Linked DNA regions of Homo sapiens: region 1 is linked to region 2. A link is a contact called in ENCODE Hi-C data. All regions are on one chromosome and are shown on one strand. The core of a region is the stretch at or near the end of the contact, and the rest is flanking DNA. Distances in the headings are between cores, read along the strand shown.

Region 1 (7,332 bases), core at 3,533-6,032, 1.2 Mb before region 2:
TTTTATAGATGAGGAACTGGTGATGCTGAGAAGTGAATTGCATAGCCACAGATTGTAGATTTATCTCTTAAAAGGCAGAGAGAACCGTGGTGATCTCTGAATTTCCAGTGAGGAGTGTTAAAGGTGATAAGCTTTAAATTAGCAAACTATTAGGCAAACTTTCAAAAGCACAAGCCACAAGGAAAAAAAGATTAATTCAATTACAAGAAATGAAGAATTTCTGTTCAATGAAAGATACCATGGACAAAATTAATAGACCTAATATCATCATAATATATTTGCAATGTCTAAAATTGATCACAGATCAAAACCTATAACTCCTGAAAGTCAAAAAATATAAAGCTAACCCAATTTAAAAAATACCAAAGAATATGAATAAGCAATTAGAGAAGAGGAAGCTTAAAAAGTTAACAAACATATCAAAAAATGTCCAAACTCACTAGTTATTAGAAAAGTACATGATAAAGCAGCAATGTGTATTTTACACCTACAATAAAGCTGGATACTGCCATGATATATAGGTAAAATATAGAAATTTACATGTCCTGTTTGGGGATGGGAGTAGGTGGAAGAGAATGGAGGATGTCAGTCATTGAGGAAACCAGTCTTGTAGTACTCAAAGTATGCCCTGTGGCCAGCAATTCTGCTCCTGGGTAGAAATCATCTGGTGAGACCATCCAGGAAGATATCTGGAGCAGCATTATTTGTGGAGGCAGGGTGTTAGACGCCATCTCCAAACCCATCAGCCAGGGAGCAGATGGGTAAAATACGTGGAGATGGGTAAAATACACAGAGCACAATTCACAGTGATGTATAGGTATAAGGGCATCTAGGGCAACATGGACAAATCATAAAAACAATAAGTTCAGGACAAAAGTAAGAAACAGAAAGGGCTAAATAACAGGACTGGGTATGCCATTATAAAATATAAGCACACAAAGGTTTTGAAAGTGCATGTAGAAACAAAACTATATGCAGTCCATCAAACACATTAGAATGTTGTCTATGTGGGAGGTGGAGGGTGGCGAACAAAGGACCATCTATCTGACTAACCTGTCCCCTGGGTGAGTTAAAGGCGGGGGCCATGGTTCCCACCCTGGCTGCTGCCTCCCCCATTTAGGAGCAATTGGCTAGGGCTAAGGCTGCAGCCTTATGGGCAGGAAGTGGGCTCAGCAGCCAGGGCCTCAGAAGCAGCAGCCAAGCAGAGAAAAGGCACCTTTCTAGGGGACCCTAGAGACCTGCTCAAAGCTACCTTCCCCACAGCCTGTCTTGGTGAGAATCTCACCTCTGGAGGTGGATACCTTCAGTTTTGTGCTGTGGGGAGATTTCATAAGTCTGCTCAATGAGTAACTATAGCAAAAATAGTTTAGGCAATGGTACTTAGGTAAGATGGTAGAGGGCAGGCAGGTGGTAGACTGTGCCAGGCTGTGAGAATCAGATAATCTGATGCACAACCCAAACCTTCCCTTCCTCACAATTCCCCTCCTCCCCACCCAGGGCACATGAAACTCACTTTCAGTGAGCACCAGCAGGGATTATCTCATGTATTCCTCACAAAACCTCTGCAAGATGGGGGTTATCACTCCTGTTTTACAGCTAAGGAACATGAAGCTCAGAGAAAGTAACCAGGCCAAGCGCATACTGTCAGTGCTTCCATGCTGTCTTCCTCGTGCCTCAGGGGACAACAGTCCTTCCACTGAGACAGCTACACTAACTGGAGAGTTTTGCCATCCTCTTCCCAGTTTTCTGCCTAGTAGTGGTTCCAGGGGGTCTCCAGGATTGCCCTGGGTCCTCTACAGCAATCAGGATTACTCCAGTAGGTCTAGAAAGTGTACACCTCCTTGGAAGTTCCTGCTCGAGGGGACTCCTGTGTTTTAGCTGGATTCTAGGAAATTCCTCTTTGTCCTCCATATGCTTCAGTCCTTTTATGTGGCTCCTTTGAACTAGGTCCAGTCTCCAGGAAACTGGAGATGCCCCTCCACAACTGTTTTCCACCCTGATTTGAATCCCCAGTGTCCTAGGAATCAATATGCGGTGAGTGGTTACAGTGGAGGAACGTTTATACCACAACAGCAATAAATTCTCTGAGGGTTAGTATAATATAAACAATTGACAGTGAAACATCTGTGCAATACTGGAGTACAGCAGAGCTTTAGCACATGCTTTAGCACTACAGAACTGGGATTTTATGCACGTCAAATCATGTTTGACACACCCCCAAACTGCACAGAGTAAGTCCTGAGGACACAGCCATCTAACCTTGCCATGTGATCCGCTCCCAATCTTTACCCCCTGCCAACATTACGTAAGTAGCCTATTTTTCCTCAGAACCCAATTCAATTTTCTTGAGCAAAATTTGAAAGAAAGTAATTTCATCCAACAAAAAGGATTCTGAACAAACACAGAAGAGATAGGCTGTAACTTACAGCAGTTTACTCAGGCCTCACCTAGATGTCCTGTCATAAACATTTGATACCATGATTAACACCAGGAGCTCAACTAGACTTACAAGAGGGAAATATTATTAGGGAAAACTAGGAATTCTTCATTCTTATTTTTCCACTAAAAAGGGTTCACACAATTGTGGAGAAAAGAGTGTCACAAAAAGTAAAGTTTACAAAGTCGTGGTTTATATGCAAAATAAAACAAACACATGTAAGTTTATTCTACCCTTCTGGGAGGAAGTGGAGACACAGGGTAGCAACAACTCAATTCTACAAATATTTATTTTGTCATTACTGAGTGCAAAGTATCAGGGAAGTGTAGCTGTGGAATACCAATGCTTAAGAGACCACAGAGTTCTTGAAACCCACGATTCTTCTTCAAATCCAGATGTGTGTGAGCCCCACCTCATCAACTCTGAAGGCTGAAGGATCAGCTGGAATTTCTGCTGCAGGGTGTCCCTGATAAGCTCAAAAGCATCAGAACGGAGGGAGCTTTCTCCCCTTCTCTCATCTCATTAAAATGAGCTTTCTTGTTGTGGGGGGTTGGGGAGGGACCTTTAAAACCAAACAATGGTGCCCTCTTATCATCTTTTCCTGTCCTCCTTTCTCCAAGTTTCCAGAGGGGAAAATAAAACCAAACAAACCCCTCAGCATTGTGCTCTCCTGACCTCTAAGCTCTTCTCATATAAAGTGTACTGTTAGCCTTCTGTATCCCAGCCTAATCACACTTCCCTTTCCCTTCCACACTTGTGGACTTCACAGATTTCTCTGGACGTTTCTCTGGAGATTTCTCAGTTCTTCCTCTTCCAAAGCTCTTTTTTCTTCTCCCAAGTTTCTCCACAGTCTTGCTGAATCCCTTTACTCAAGGCTTTTACACAGGGTTAAATTTGGGTGGTGGTTTTATTTTTTTTTTAACCACCATATATACATCTTGGTTGTACTTATTTATTACTGTGCAACCACCTCTGCTCCCTTTCTAGAATTTAGTGCAATAGAAAAGGCATTACCTTTAACCTAACATTTGGGACTTTGAACTAAACTTTTGCACATGTTTTAAGAGCCCATTATCTCTTAAGTTGGACTCTTCCTAAATCTCTGCCGCCAAACCTACTTTATTGAAATCCTTTGAAACCCAAGTCTTTCCACATTTTGGCTCTCTCTGAAGTTTCTTTCTTTCTTTCTCTTTCTTTCTTTCTTTCCTTTTCTTAACCCTATATTATAGTGTCTGGTAATAACAACATATATAGACACCACACTATGTGTCTGGTAATAATATAGAGACCACACTATGTGCACTATGTACAATTATAATCCTTATTTTTATACAGGATAGAACTGAGGCAAGAAAGAGTAAATAACTTGCTCAAGGTCACATAGAAGGTAATTGAACAGAGAATCTACCCCAAAGCTGTGAGCTTAATTACTCTCAAGCTCCGGGGTCAAAGAGATCTGGTGTCCATTCTTATCACGTCTCCCTTTTTGCGGGGATGGTGCCTGTTAATTTATTCAGCTTCTTCGACGCGGTTTCCCTTTCAATAAGATTGAGATAAAGCATTTTTCGAAAGATCTAGATTGAGATAAAGCATTCTTTGAAAGATCTAGCAGTAAATGAGAGCTGCGTGAGGGATCCGATTCAGTCCCTAGCTCTGGATAACTGTCAGTGCTTCTACGCACCCCACCTTAAGCCCCTCGCAGGCAGGACTGGGTCCTGCTCCTCTAAATACTCCCATCTCATAGTGGGGGCGCAATAACGTCCGTTTAAGACGAATCGTCCAAGGGACTTCTATGCATCCAGCTGGCACACTGGCCGGAGTCTCACTTTATCCCCACATCTCTCCGCGCCCTGGACCTAGGCTTGCCACACTCTGCCATCCGCTGCTTTTCCAGCCCGGCTCCTCTCTCAGTCCGGGACTACTATCCCGGGCGCGGGCTCGGGTCTTACCATGGCATCGTAGCGCAGGGCGTTCATGAAGTGCGCCACCTCGGCGCCCTTGTACACGGTGAACCAGATAGTGCCCTGGTACTGGTCGCCGGCGTCCAGCAGCAGCACGTTGGGTTCGGCGCGGCGGATCTGCTGAACCTTGGTGAAGAGCCGAGCCACGCCACCCATGCAGCGGCTGGCGTTGACGCACTTGCTGGAGTCCTCGCTGGTCTGCTCCAGCCGGCTGTGCACGTCGTTGGTGTGCAAAATCGTAAGCTCCCAGGCGCCAGCCGCAGGCCACAGCACCGCGCCCAGGGCGAGGAGTAGCGTCGCGGGCGCCCGCGCGGCTCGGGGACACATAGCTGTGGCGCGTGAACTGGGTGCGAAAGCGGGCGAGCCGGGCGAGTGCCGGCGAGTAGGGGCGAGCAGCTAGGGCCGGGGCTCGGTGCCCCGGCTGGAGGGGCGGGGCCCGGGTCAAGGCCGGGGCGGGTCCTTCTTCAGCCTGGAGGCCGGCTTGGCGGCCAGGCGCAAGTTCGCGACGTCACCCGATCCGACCCTGGTACCCGGAGCGGCCCTGGCGCGGCTGTCGGCTGGCACCAGCTCCCTGCAGGAAGAGTGGAGAGGTTGTTCCCGGCGGGGAGCGGGTACCGGCCGCATCCCGGCCGGACCAGGGAGCCTGGGCGCCGGCAGTTCGGCTGCTGGTGCGCCGCTCTTTCGGGGGCGCGAGGAAGGAATTGGAGGGGTCCGCCCCGCGCCTGGGTCCTCTCTGAGTCTCGCCTCATTCGAGGCACGGGTTTTTCTACAAAAGGAATGTATGGTTTGTGGTTGCGCTAGCTCATCACTTCAAAGAACCAAAGAAGGAAAAGAGAGGGGGCGGGAAGAAAGATGAGCGAGCTGAGGGGCAGAGAGGAGGAGTAAAGAGAGGCCGGGCAGAGGAGCTCCTTGCAGTTTCGGGCTGTGAGAGCCGAAGCTCACTGAGATGTGACGCTTCCTGTTGGGTTGAGAACGCACGAAGTCTACGATGCTTAGACAAAAAAATCTCAGAAACTAAGAAATCATTCGAATCCAGTTCCTTGTTTATTCACAATTAAAACCTTAGTGATAAAACAGAGGCGACGCGCGGACAGCTCCTGGAAGCAGAAACACGATTGGGGTAAAATCCGGCAGCTATCAGGACGGGAAGGGATGCTGCCCTTCTTTGCTTTTCTGGTCTTATTTTATTTTATTTTATTTTTATTTTGTCGCGTGTGCTTTCGGTGTCGCAGTGAAGTCATAGCCAAATACAATGTTAGGAAGATTTTCCTCTATGTTTTCTCCTAAGAGTTTTATAATTTAAACTCTTAGACCTTTAATCCATTTTGAGTTAATTTTCATATGTGGTATGAGTCCACATTTACTCTTTTTCATGTGGATATCCAGTTTTCTTAGTACCATTTGTTGAAAAGACATTCTGTGCCCGTTTTTAAGACATTGACCTGAGGTTCGGAGATTGTAAATCATTTGCCAAGAAAGGCCATGCAGTTTGGGAGCAGCAGTGCCTGGGGCTACAGAAGACCCTTGCTTCTGGGACACCCTCTAATGTCATGCTTTGCAAGGTTTTGCTCTGTCCCTCTTTGAGCACCTGCTAGAAGCAGGTAAAAGAACTGGTAGTTTTGCTGTTTTAACTTAAAAAAAGAATGATTTTAGACTTACAGAAAAGTTGCAAAGGTAATAAAGGGAGTTCCCACATACCCATCACCCATATTGCCTTATGTTAACAGCTTATATAACCAATGAAACTAAAAACTTAACAGTGATACGAAACTATTAACTGTGTTACTGATTTTATTTTAATTTCACCAACTGTTCCACTAATGTCCGTTTTCTATTCCAGGACCCAATTCAGGATACCATATTGCAGTTAGTTTTCCTGTGTTCTTAGCCTCCTCTAATCTGTGACAGTTTCTCAGTCAGTTGTCTTCAAAAACCTTGACACTTTTGAACAGTACTGGTTTCTGTATACTATCCCTCAGTTTGGGTTTGTCTGATGTTTTCTCATGATTGGACTGAAGCTGTGGATGTTTAGGAAGAATGCTACAGAGATTATGTGCCTTTCTCATTGCCTGGTATCTGTGGGTACACGGTATCAACATGACCTATCACTGATCACTGGGGAACTGATCATTTGTTGTTTCTTGTCTTTTAAACCTAAGCCACTGCAATAGTTTCTGAAATTCCTGTTCTGGGGATGCTACCAGATTTCTGCTTCAATATCATTTCCATGCCATTTGTTTTCATATACATCTAAAATGGCCTTTGATTGTTTATTGCACCAAGTTCAAGCTTCGCAAACTGGCATTTTGAAGTCTCATTTTATCCAGCCAACTTTACCTTCCACTGTTCCTCACACATTCCCTTTGTCCTCATTTCTTCTCTCCAAACCACCATTTCCAGTCTGTCCTTAGGCCAAGGCCCGGGGTTCCTTTAATTTCTTGTTCAAGTCAACATGAAGTTCCTTTGACTTCTTCACACAGCAGTGAGTTTTTCTCTTTTCTAAATTTCTGGTCAGTTCCTACAATCTCACTTTAATGTGGTTTTACTTTTTTTCTCCAGGTGTTTAATGTGTGTTTTTGGTCTTCTCCCCAAGCAATGGAAACAGAGTTGCTGCTTCAGTGGTAGTAGTACTTGCAATTCAAGTAACACTAACTTAAAATCTACTTTAGACACAGTGGGCGATAGTATGAAAGAACCAAGAAGGATTTCGGCTGTCCTGGAGCTGATAATGCTGCAAACAAGGTGAGGGTGCATACAGTAAGTAGCTGCAAAGCCATGAGGATCATAGAAAATTTCCCAAGTCCATGAGGAAAGAAAAATATACAGGCAAAAATTTACATACAAATCAGGGCTTTATTTATTGTTTCATCAGTTGATTAGACTTAAGAAAGTAATGAAGAAAATGTCAAAATAATGCAGAATAAACTTAAAAGT
Region 2 (7,392 bases), core at 4,726-7,225:
CTGCAGGAAAGGATGATTTCCTCAAATGCTGATATAAGCCCTTGACTTTTATAATGCACATTGATTGTGGCTGACCTGAGCCATTAATTGTCTTTATTTCAAGGCATCCAAAGCAATTAGTAAAATCCAGTCATTCTACAATATTAATAATTACCTTTGCCATCATACTATATGAATAACCCCTCACATTCCACCTGTACCTCTGCCTAACCAATCTCATGTGAGAATCTTAGCAATTGCATTCCACTGGTTATCACCACTCCATCTCTTTCAGCAATGGGGTCTTCATTGCCATCTTACTGATGAGTTCTTCAGTTCCCAAATCCTATCCTAATGGTCTGCTTTCTAGGGATAACTCTAATACTATCTGTCTTTCCCAGGGTTCCCCTGAAAGGATAACATTAAACATAGACTTGAATGAAAGTAATGTATTTGGAAATGAGTTGTCAAGTAGTAGAAGTGATGAATAAGGACAGTGACGGGGGAGAGAGAGAGAGAGAGAGAGAGAGAGAGAGAGAGAGAGAGAGCGAGCGAGCCAATACAAGAATGTATCATCAAACCATTGCTGTGAACAACTGGTTCCAAATCACAGCAGACATTCTGAAAAGTCTTATGAAATGTGTATCAATACTGTCTACCCTAGGGTGAAAAGCAGAAGGCATTTATTCATCGGTTCCTCCCCACACTGGTCAAGGGTTAGCCCACAGAAGTTAAGTCCCTTACACTTCCGATGTGCAAGCTTTGAGTGCTGAATGGGTTCCCTCAAGTATCAGAGAAACCCCAGGGAGTGGAAAGCAAGAGGTTCACATGCAGGCTTAAGGCAGGCACACTTTTGACTTAATCTGTGAAGCTAGTCAAGCCTGAGCGAAACTGGTCCCAGCAGCAGTGACAAGAGTAAAAGACGAGGCCATGAACATGTGAATGTGACATATAAGACAGTCCAATGGAGCACACAGAAAAGTAGAGTATCAACCATCAAAATTGGAACTAATAAAGGACCATCGGTTAGAAAATGACTCTATATGGCCTATTTATGCTTAAGACTACAGATTGTGACTGGAAAAATACTTGTTTCTGGCTAAAAGATATTATAATCATTTTCTTCATTAGGTTTCTTAATACAACAAAATAGTGATATTTGTAATCCAAAACATTTAGCTTAAGAAATAATAAGCACAACTTCAAATTTCTACCTTATCGACATATTTTAATAAAGTAATTCTGTGTTCTAAGAGTTCCATTCAGTAAATCAGTAATGTTCCATATAGCCCTGTCAGTAAAACTATTTGGAGGCAAACACACTCACTTTATGAATATTTATTTATAAATTAATATATTTATAGCAATTAGTCCGCAATATTAGTCAAACTTTAATTTATTAAGTTTGAGATAAAAATAAATTGAAAATAAATTCTAATATTTTCTTCTTATATCCAATCACCTCCCCATCATCTAAGGTATGTGAATACAAAAAAACTTAATTTTAGACTAACATTATCACATAGACCCAGTCTAATAATTTGTCAATAATCAGATGAGCTTAATCCATATTTTAGATGTGCTAAAAATCACAATTTTGTATATATGCGTAAAACACATATTTATACTTATTTCTCTAACTTGCTGGGGAATTCATGTATGTATTACATTGATTATATATTAATAGATGTAGAAATTTTGTGATTATCTGGGTTACGGAATTATAATCTAAAATATCAGTTTTAGACAGCACTCTGGAGCTCAAGGGAGGTCCCTTCAAGACCAATAAAAAAGCATAGAAAGAGAGCTCAAAACCATCCTTCACCTGCCTCCCAACCATTGCAACTCTGCTTTGTTTTATACATTGTGCTTCTCACAAGATTTTCCTAGAAGAAAGGATTCTGAAACATATATATATAACCTATGATCTTATTCTATCTAGTAACGGATTGACAGAAAGTTGGGGAAAATGGGACAGGCGTCATTTAGATTTCACCAATTTTATATGCACTCACTTGTATATGTGTGGTGTGTGTGTGCATTTGTATGCAATCTTATCAACATGTAGCTTGTTATAACTGCTACTGTATCAGGATACAGAACAATTCCATCACTACAAAGATTTCCTATGCTACCTCTTCATATCTACACTCACCCAGTTGATAGTTCATTGTGGTTCTAATTTGCATTTCCCTAATGATGTGGAATATCTTGGTGATGCTGAGCATCTTTTCATGTGCTTATTCACCATTTTCATATACCTTTCTCATGTCCCCTTTGGTGAAATGTCCACTCGTGTCTTTTGTCCATTTTCTAATTGTGTATTTTGCTTTTGCTATTTTGCTAGTGTTCTTTATATGTTCTAGATAGCAGCCCTTTGTCAGATATGTGGTTTGCAAATATTTCATCCTAGTCTTTAGTTTGTCTTTTCCTCCTCACAGGGTCTTCATAGGCTGAGTTTTTCCTTGATTCGTCAATTTTTGTGTTTTTACATTTCCATAATAATTATAAAACCATGTTGATAACTGTATTATTTAGAAGCATAGCCAAATTGCTGACATCCTCAGTGGCCATTTACTGGATTATTAAAGAATTATTTTAAAAACAATTTCATGACCTAAATCACCATCCATGAGTTCATGATATAATTGTAAATGGGCAGCTCTGCATACCCTAGGGAAAGAGCATCTGCCTGTATTTTAGAAACATTTAAATACTTGTAAATATGACTGTACAATTTCTCAATATTCTACTATGAATTATTATTCTTTTTCTTGGGAACAACTTATAACAATAGCTTAAACTTTGACTACTACATTTCATATACAAAACAATTAAGAAAAATTTTAAGTAGTCAAAAGCAGTCAGATGTGGACAAATGAGCAGAAGTCAACAATGACTTTGACAAACAAAATAACGATGGCAATAACAAAAAAACCATTAATTTTCTTATGACTAGAATGATACGATTCCTTCAGTGTCTTCCTCATTATCCACATAAGTGAAGAGAATACCCACTTCTGAAAATTAGAGGTAAAGAAGCAAGCAACTGGAACTATTATGTAACTGTATCTGATTCAGTTCTTCTCCTTAATCCACTCCCACAATGTGCTAAGTTTACACCCCATTACCGTTGCAGGTCTTGGCTACAACTATACTGTCAGTGTTGACCGAGTTCTCACACTGTACTGTTTGCTACGAGAAAAGGCAATATAAGGCTTGAGGTACAGTCTCCCCCTCTAGAACCTCACTAGAGAGCTGGATAAACACCAAATATAAATCAAATTTCATATCATTCTAGGAAACACAAAAAGAAACACATAATGATTGAGAAACCTGTAACAATTATGGAGAATCTAAAAGTAGGAAACTTTGATGCTACCCAGAGTGATTTAACTACTAAAGTAGCCATTTCATTGACATTTTAGATATATATTTATGATGAGAGCTAGTATTAAATGGTGTTTTAAATTATGGGTCATGAGGTCAATTCATTTTATAAAAATGAATACAATAGTATACAGCACAGTGTAAACTCTCAAAAAATATTAATCATTCTTTTAATGACTATTATTTTGAAAAATGTATAACAATTCAATTCAGTACCAAAAATTTAGTGACATCCCTTCCACAATTCAGCATAACAAACTCTTGGATCCTATAAGCATAAGTTTTGTAGGTTTACGCATAGAGACAAAATGATTATTCACTCTTTAGACACAGTAACATTCATCTTCCACTCCTTATACCAAAGCTCCAATTCTAACCTCAATAGGACTGAACTCTGTACCAGAGCTGCAAATAATTCTGCATGCCTTGGTGAGTGGGGGTGAGAGGAGGCTGTAGAAGAGAATAGTGCCGACCATACCATGCAAGTCCTTGTAGATATTTGGATTTTAGTACAAATACAGAGAGAAATCATTGTAGGATTTTCAGCAATGGAGTAACCTGATTTACATTTTCAAATTATCACATTTTCTATTGTGTAGACAATGGGTTAGACGAGGATAGGAGTAGAAATAGAGAAACTTGTTAGAAGGCTAATGAAGCAGCTCAGACAAGAGGAAAAGATGCCTCTATCATTAGTAATTAAGATGTAAAATGAACAGAATAGAGACACATTTTGGAGGTAGCACCAACAAGTCTTGACGAATAAAATATGGGAGAGAGGGAACTCCCAGATTTCTGTCTTGAATGAGTAGGTGTATGGAAGTACCATGAAGTGTGACAGAATAAGAGTCCAGAAATAAGCCCTAAGAAATTCTAACATTGGCCAGGCGCGGTGGCTCACACCTGTAATCCCAACACTTTGGGAGGCCAAGGTGGGCAGATCAGGAGTTCAAGACTAGCCTGACTAACATGGTGAAACTCTGTCTCTACTAAAAACACAAAATTAGCCAGGTGTGGTGGTGGGCACCTGTAATCCCAGTTACTCGGGAGGCTGAGGCAGGAGAATCAGTTGAACCCAGGAGGTGGAGGTTGCAGTGAGCCGAGATCGCACTATTGTACTCCAGCCTGGGTGACAGAGCAAGACTCCGTCTCAAAAAAATAGAAATTAAAAAAAAAGAAAGAAAGAAAAGAAAAAAAGAAAAAGAAGAAAAGAAAAGAAATTCTAACATTTAGAGGTCAGCTAGGATAGACAGAGACAGTGAAAACCCTTGAGGGGAGGCTATAAATGTGAAAGAAAAACCAAGAAAGAGAGGAGACAAGTGTATCAAATAGTATTGGGAGATCAAATAAAGCGCTGTCATATATGTACACTTACACACACAGAGACAGGATTAAAAGGTCTGACAAAAGGGAGGTAAAGTGGAAATAATTCCTCAGAAAAGATTGGCAAGTAAGGTGAGGAGACAGATCATTTCAACCACTGGGAAATAATAGCATGAAGAGAATGTGTCAGAAGTGATGTTTTAGGTGGGGATCTCAAGGCATGTTCAAATGCTGTTAGGAAAAATCCCACAGCCAGCCAGAAGTCGAAGATACAGGATTAAGGGAAATGACCAGTGGAACAAGATCAGTGAGAAGAAGAATGGGTAAAGGCTCTAGATCATATGTGGGAAGGTAAGTCTTTGATAGAAGGTGGCAGGAAGTCAACTTCTCAATAAATGGTAGCTTAAGATATTTCTTTTATTATTCATATTTGCATCATAGTCCACAGCTCCTGGTTTGTACATATTTGTATTGCAAGAAAGACTTGATGAATAAACAGTTCTAGCTAAAGATGAGGTCCTGAACTAAGTCTACCATCAGCAAAACCTGCAGCTGTTGTAGATTTTACTTACACTATGCTAAATGTTGTCCTCTGAAACTCCAGCTAATGTTGCATGCTTTGAAAAAAAGAAAAGAAATAGAAAACAAAATCCAAGTCAGTAATTGTGAAATGCCAGTAAAGAATGCAGTTTTGAAAAGTAGGGGTAGCGGGAGGAGCAATAACTTAATAAGAATCTTGCTGTTTGCGTATTTTCGATTTCTTGCCCACTAGGTGGTGGAACAGAGTCCCCATCTAAACGACAGTTTTTTTCCTCACAGGTTTGTGTTTCTCTCACAATGCCTACACAGGTCTTTGCAGGCCAAAGAAATCCAAGAAATTCAATCTCTTCAAAATTGCCCCTTGGAAAAACAGAGCGCTCGAATGACAAGTGTGGGGAAGGCGGGAGGCGACGATGCGGAGTGCGGAAACACAAGGACCAGGGGAGCTAAACTACATTTCCCAGAAAGCCACGGGCTGGCCTACAACCACCGCGCCCTCCAAGCCTGCTGGAAGCCTCCGTCTCGCTTCTCCAGTAACCGGTTTGCCGCTGTCCCCTTTTCTAAGGAACGTAGAGAAAGCCAGGGAAGGAAAGGCATTTTACTGCAGCAGCGAAGGTTTAGCCACTAGAGTGTCTTTCTCAGCCGTGGTTATTCCGACCTTCGCTTGTAAAGGCATTGGGAAACCCACGGCCCACGTGACCAGCCCGGGTCATGTGACTCCAGAACCCGGCAGCTGAAGTCTGTTACCCTGACAACTGGTGGACCCGCACAGACCTTCCGGGAAAGCGCGGAATTCAGAGGCAGAGGTAGGTGGTAAGGTGTGAACGCTGGTTTCCCACCCAAATCGCCCTGGTCGAGGCCGTGCTTCATACTCGAGCGAAGGGCTTTAATTTTCCAGGTCATTCCCCTTCTCCGCCCGGAGCCCACGGCAAATGCGTCTTTGTCTTCCCTCCAATTCCCGAACCCGCGCTTCTGGGGACGGGGTCGCAGCCAGGCTTGAGAAGCTTTTAGTGGAGCTCACCCCTGACCAAGCTATTCAGGCCAAGACCTTAACCGCACTTACCCTGAACTGATCGAAAGTGCAAATGAGGGGAAGAGGTGTTACTCTGCACGATGGGGAGGGTATTGTCCGGGTCTGCAAGCCCTCTTCCCCTCCCCCATCTCTACAGAAGAAAGCTGGGATTTGAGCTGCTCTAGGGAGTTCAGGAGCTGGGGGTCGACCCAAGGTTGGGTTCATTAGGTGTCTAGGGGAACGCTTTCCGTTGCAAATCACTGGATTCTGCTTGTGTTCAGCACATAATTTTTGTCGGTCTTCCCTCGCTTCAAAAGAAACATAGTACTGATTTGTGTACTCCATTAACTTTAAGTATTCTTTAAGTATTTTGACTAAATTACTAATTCTTACTAAATTCTATTTGTGTATATTTTGAAACATCCCCGTATCTGGATACAGTCTGCTTTACGAAACTATGCAGTCTGCTTTACGAAACTATTACTATGGATTGGTAAAATAACGAGCCGAGTGATAAGGCAGCACAAACTGTCGTGTGCTTTGCAAGAAAGAAACAGTCCTTTGGATTTGCTAACTTACAGTTTTTAAGATTCCCTGTGAGGACCTGGTTTGTGTTTGAGAGGTACTAATTAACACATGCACACAAACATAGGTTTGGGAAATATTGTAGAGACCACTCTTTAACAATTGGATGTTAACAGATGAAAACATAATTCTGAACGTTGAGTACAAGACATCCTGTCAAAGCTGCTTTTCCAAATCAGTTTGCTTAATGAATTAGGAATCTCTTGACCAGCTCTTACTGGTTAAAAAAAATTGTGCATATATACTGAATCATAACAAATGTCCGAAGTTTAAGTCTGGTCGTGTTCATGATCTGATGGATTTCCTCAAAAGATGTTTATGTCTCTTGTCATTTAGTGTTTCCAATGTTTGAGGTACTTTAGAATGTTTACTTTGGGAGGTCAAAATTGTTGACTATGGCTAACTGTTCCCAAGAAGAGCTAGATGAAGAGTTTGAACAGTTTATGAAAGAGGTAAGTTTATATTTTTAAAAGCTATATTGTCAAATTTGTCTCAAAAGACTCATCCTTCAATTCTGTCATCTCGAAGATACAGTTAGTCCATCACCAAACTCTGAATTCCCA

Evidence for each region. Hi-C counts contacts between places; a loop is a spot of excess contacts on that map. Pooled maps may share reads with other maps.
Region 1: a pooled map shows a loop between it and region 2 (5-fold over the local background). The contact joins the promoter of NT5E here to the promoter of CEP162 in region 2. A Hi-C loop is called at or near these places in 9 of 50 pooled maps.

Annotation. Positions count from the first base shown.
Region 1 is chr6:85,447,533-85,454,864 of GRCh38, reverse strand. NT5E (5'-nucleotidase ecto) reads right to left here and starts at 4,782. Exons shown (of 9, transcript NM_002526.4): 1 at 4,387-4,782. The coding sequence starts at 4,725. RefSeq lists a silencer at 4,720-4,989.
Region 2 is chr6:84,226,226-84,233,617 of GRCh38, reverse strand. CEP162 (centrosomal protein 162) reads left to right here and starts at 5,975. Exons shown (of 27, transcript NM_014895.4): 1 at 5,975-6,038; 2 at 7,166-7,281. The coding sequence starts at 7,225. RefSeq lists enhancers at 5,500-5,659, 5,561-6,061, 6,062-6,562.